Linked DNA regions of Homo sapiens: region 2 is linked to region 1. Evidence: chromatin contacts called from ENCODE POLR2A ChIA-PET data. All regions are on one chromosome and are shown on one strand. The core of a region is the stretch at or near the end of the contact, and the rest is flanking DNA. Distances in the headings are between cores, read along the strand shown.

What was found. ChIA-PET counts read pairs that join two places held with the same protein, here RNA polymerase II (POLR2A).
Region 2: POLR2A ChIA-PET joins it to region 1 with 13 read pairs in activated T-cell. The contact joins the enhancer-like site here to the promoter of CEBPZ in region 1. POLR2A ChIA-PET finds 5 or more read pairs at or near these places in 2 of 52 experiments (activated T-cell and endothelial cell of umbilical vein).

The regions. Positions count from the first base shown.
Region 1 is chr2:37,230,334-37,232,850 of GRCh38, reverse strand. CEBPZ (CCAAT enhancer binding protein zeta) reads left to right here and starts at 1,255. Exons shown (of 16, transcript NM_005760.3): 1 at 1,255-1,439. The coding sequence starts at 1,284. NDUFAF7 (NADH:ubiquinone oxidoreductase complex assembly factor 7) reads right to left here and starts at 1,193. Exons shown (of 10, transcript NM_144736.5): 1 at 1,091-1,193; 2 at 585-745. The coding sequence starts at 1,145. RefSeq lists enhancers at 1,304-1,753, 711-1,910.
Region 2 is chr2:38,692,555-38,695,071 of GRCh38, reverse strand. All of the region lies in intron 4 of GALM (galactose mutarotase), which reads right to left. The region is part of intron 2 of LOC124905993 (a long non-coding RNA gene); the gene reads left to right. Among named protein-coding and RNA genes, the nearest start is that of GALM, 28 kb to the right of the region's middle. RefSeq lists a silencer at 2,051-2,345. Within about 2 kb of position 1,256, at least 10 of the 41 ENCODE cell types and tissues checked have a DNase peak (open chromatin) inside an H3K27ac peak, as active enhancers do.

The DNA.
Region 1 (2,517 bases), core at 6-2,505:
AGAACAGACAAGGAAACGTGGGTCAGAAAGCTGTGACTGTGCCTAATCCTAGAACAGTGAAGACGACCCAGACTGCATTCTCAACTGCACATGTGAGAAAACCCAGCACATGTCTCCAATGCCAGCTGAAGCCATTCCAACACAGACGACTTTCCAGGCAGTAATTCCTATTTCCAGCTGCCTGTTGGAGATTTCTACCTAAGAGTCCCACACACTTCAAATTCATATACCAGCCTGAACTCTCCATCCTTCCTCCCGTATTCCTTCTCCCAAAGCAATGAATCCACACCACCCACCATCAGCCAAGTAGGAAAGTCATCCTTCCCGCATCATAAATCCAATCAGCTACATTCTGTCTCCTAAACACCCTTGGACCGTGTCCTCTCCTCTTTACTGGCACTGCCTCTGACGTGAGCCAGCCCTGACCAACTGACAAATTATCTGTCCCCAGGTCCTCAGAAATGGCTCTTCCCCTGGCAGGCACCCCCACTGCCTGGGCTGAGAACCTTCGGGCTTCTCCCTCCTGGCTTGCACCTCGCAAATCGGCTAGAGAGGGCCTAGTCCTCGGGCTACCCGACCCATACCTTGGCTGGATTAGTCAACACCTCCTTCATGTACTCGGCCACAGTGATGGGACCAGTAGACTTTATTTTGTACATAAGATGCCGCAGCATCGGCGTCACCGGGTTTTCTGCAGGCTCATTCCCGGAGCTGAAGTATTTCCCTCTCCAAATAAAAGGAATGGCTGCGAAAAACACAAATTAAACAGACCCCATGATAAATCTGACCATTCACGAGCGCAAGCCGCCTGAGCGTTTTCAAAACAGCTTCGTGAACCCTTAACCTCGCCCCACCGCAGACCGCGGGCTACTGTGCTTAGCACGCCCACGGGGCGCAGAGACAGCACCCACTTGCCCACGACTACGCAGCCCTATTGCGTTTGTACCGGACCCGTTTCCAGCCCAGGGTACCTTCAAGGTGGAAGTGAGCCCCCGAGCCCTTGATCCCCCGGTACCCTCAACTGAAGAGCTGAGGAAGGCGCCCCACGCGGCTTCCACGGCAACCGGGCTTCGAGGGGACTGACGCTTACCTGCGCGCGCCACGGCACACAACGGCCCCAAACCTGACCTCAGCAGTACACTCATGCTGAAATTCGCAGGCTAGCTCGCTCCGCCAGGAGCTGGGGCTTAGACCATTTCCGGGAGAAGACACGCCCCGACAGGAATTACGCCACTGGCAGAGCGGAAATAGGCTGAGTTTCACGCGCGTATGCTTTGCCCGCCATGGCCGCAGTCAAGGAGCCTTTGGAGTTCCATGCCAAGCGGCCTTGGCGCCCCGAGGAGGCAGTAGAAGATCCGGACGAGGAGGATGAGGATAATACTAGTGAAGCCGAGAATGGGTTCTCCCTGGAGGAAGTGTTACGGCTCGGAGGCACCAAGGTAACGGCCGCGGGCTCCGGGGAACGGGATCAGGCGTGGAGAGTTCCGAAGGTGGCTAGGCTGACTGCCCCGCCGCTTCCGCGCTGCGTAGAGCGCGGGCGTCCAGGACCGAGATCCCAGCCTCTGAAGCATGTGTTCGGTGCGCTTCCCACGCCGGTTTCCACTGCTGTTTACAAAAGAAAAGTTTCGAATTGAACGTTGTATTCTCTGGCTATTCTTAGGATGTAGGCGATCTTCTGATTTTATTGACGTGGTATAACCATCACACCATCAGGTCGGAGAGTGGCTTTTCTTGGTCCTGACCTTGTGGTATGAGTGTTTTGAACACCAGTGGTATTGGAATTTTCATTTCTGTTCTCATAGAGTACATGCACGTGTCACTGTATGCCCCAGAAGCCCTCTTTTTTGGAGCATCCTAATTAAGGGAGAGAAACAGTAAACAAACTTTTAAACACATAGTACAGCAGACGCGGGGTAGTGCTATAAAAGAAAATAAAACAAGGAAGGACGATAAGGAGTGGGAGCGCGTTAGTATTAAATGAGATGATCGACAAACACATCACGGAAATGTTTGAGCAGAATCCTAAAGGACAGGAAGGAGTGAGCTGCCATTCCAGTCAGTTGGAACAGCAAATGCAAAGACAGGCAGAAGAGTGCCTAACCTATTCCATGAGCAGCCAAAATGCCAGTGTAGCAGAGGCAGAGTGAGTTAAGGGGAGAATAGTAAGAAAGGAGGGCCGAGGGGTCAGAGGGCAGGCTTTTGCTCTGAGTTTGATGCAAAACCACTGGAAGATTTTAAGCAGATAAGGAACAGAAATTAACTTTGTTTTTAATATTATTTTGTTTGGAGACTGGACTTTCAAGGTGGAGGAGTTAGTTAGAGATAGGCAGATTCACAGTTTGCTCTGTGCTTGTGTATATTTAAGTTTTGAATAGGTAATATATACACATGAAACACGTGGTGCAAACTTTAAAAGATACATAGTGAAGTCAAATTGTTTCCACTTTTATCTCAGCCATAACCATTGCCCTGATAGGAAGCAATTATTTTTACAACTGCATTTTATATCTTTCAGGG
Region 2 (2,517 bases), core at 7-2,506, 1.5 Mb before region 1:
AAAGAATGTGAACTTTCAACACAACTTGTTCATAACAAGATTCTGCATATGAGAAAACCAAGAACCAGAAAGACAAGGGATCTGTCAGGAACACCATATGCTGCAACAGAACAATGACACCTGAGGTGACTTTCCCTTGACTTTCCCTTTCTTTTTTTGTTTTTTTTTTTTTTTTGAGACGGAGTCTTGCTCTGTTGCCCAGGCTGGAGTGTAGTGGCCCGATCTTGGCTCACTGCAACCTCCACCTCCCGGGTTCACGCCATTCTCCTGCCTCAGCCTGCCGAGTAGCTGGGACTATAGGCGCCTGCCACCACGCCTGGCTAATTTTTTTGTATTTTTAGTAGAGACGGGGTTTTACCATGTTAGCCATGATGGTCTCGATCTCCTGACCTCGTGATCCATCCGCCTCGGCCTCCCAGAGTGCTGGGATTACAGGCTTGAGCCACTGCGCCCAGCCTGACTTTCCCTTTCTTGTCAGACTGACAAGGCCAGACACTTAAATTCATGCTCTTTAATTTCAAGAAAACCTCTCCCTCCTTCCCTTTTTCCTTTCCTTCCTTCCTCTTTCTCTCTCTCCCTTTCTTATATTTAATTTAAACAAACTTGGTTTCCTGTTTTCTTTGCAGAAAAGTAGAAATAAATTGAAGGGAGGAAGGAACAAGGAGGAGACAGTGAGAGGACTGGGGAGGCTCCCTGTACAAAAGGTGGCAAAAGAGCTGAGGATTGACAGCTGGCAAAAGTCTGTTCTTTGTTTTGGCTTACTTCTCATTTATTGACTATATGTTGCACTTGGGTATTTATATAGTAAAGAAATTAATTTACTTTTCTTTTCTTTCTTTCCTCACTCCTTTCTGCCTCTCCCCTACCTCCCAAATCTTCTTCTTTTTTTTTGAGACAGGGTCTTGCTCTTCACCCACATTGAAGTGCAGTGGCACAATCACAGCTCACTGCAGCCTTGACCTCCTGGGCTCAAGCAATTGTCTTACCTCAGCCTCCCAAATAGCTGGGACCACAGGCATGCACCAACACTCCTGGCTAATTCAAAAAAATGTTTTGTATTAACAGGGTCTCCCTATGTTGCCCAGGCTGCTCTTGAACTCCTGGGCTCAACCAATCTTTGGTCTCCCAAAGTGCTGGGATTAAAGGTGTGAGCCACTGTGCCTGGCACCAAACCTTCTTGACATCTAACCACATTGTAAGATCTGTAGAGTGCAGGTCTACTTAAGAGCCTGAGTTCTAATACCAGACTACCTTGGTGTGAATCCCGGCTTTCCCCAACTTGTTAACTGGGTCATCCTCTGTAAGGTACTTTAACTCCTTGTTCTATAGTTTTCACATCTGTTAAATAAGAAAAATGAACAGAACCTACCTTACAGGCTTGTGGTATGAATTATTTATAAAGTCCTCCCTGAAATACTAGCTATTATTATCATAAAGCTTCACCTTATCTCACAGATAATCAGTATCTTCTTTTTCTCAATTCAACAAAACCACAGTCGGTAGATAGTGCATATTTATTTTGAGAAGTCTTAATGGAGTATGGCTGGTCTAACAGGTTATTTTCTCTCTCTCTTTTTTTTTTTTTTTTGGAAGCAGAGTCTCGCTCTGTTTCCCAGGCTGGAGTAAAGTGGCGTGATCTGGGCTCACTGCAACCTCTGCCTTCTGGGTTCAAGCGATTCTCCTGCCTCAGCCTCCCAAGTAACTGGGATTACAGGCGCCTACCATCACACCCAGCTAATTTTTGAATTTTTAGTAGAGACAGGGTTTCACCATGTTAGCCAGGCTGGTCTCGAACTCCTGATCTCAAGTAATTTGCCCACCTCGGCCTCCCAAATTGCTGGGATTACAGGCATTAGCCACTGCACCCGACCTGGTCTAACAGGTTCTTGTAGCACGTCTCAGGAAAGTGGCCTTGTGGTTCAGTCCAGCTCTGGCAGAACACGCTGAAGTTTGAGACTGGACTCAGGCACACCTGTGAGTCAGCTATGTGGATCGGCCTTGAGCTCCAGGCCAGCCTGGGGCCACCCAGGGCCACCCTAGGGATTGCAGTTCCACAGAGCCTGGTACAGATCTGACATGGCCCCAATCAACCTCTCCAGGCCCATCCACTCTCTGCCACTAAAATTATGCCCCAAATGCTTTGCTTCAAAAGCACAGCACTTCCCTGGGCTAGTCCTGCTATTTCTTGCACCGCCCACGCTTGTTCATCTTTATCTGGAACACCTTTCTCCTCCTCACTCCCTGGCAAACTTCCACTTTCCCTTCCAGGTTTTATTTAACTCTCATTTCCTCTATCTGGAAGCCCCCTCAGCAGTGCCTGCCCTCTGTGCCAAGTCTCCTAGTTATGTCTATCCTGATATTTTCCAGATTAATGGACACAATTCTGGCTGACCCTTCCCATAGACTGCCAACTCCTAGAGAGCCCAGCAGCACTTCTGAGTGATCAAATGATGGGCAAGCCTTTTGGATTTCTTTCAAAATTAAGCTCATGGGCTTTTGATCAGTGTTAAGAGTCAG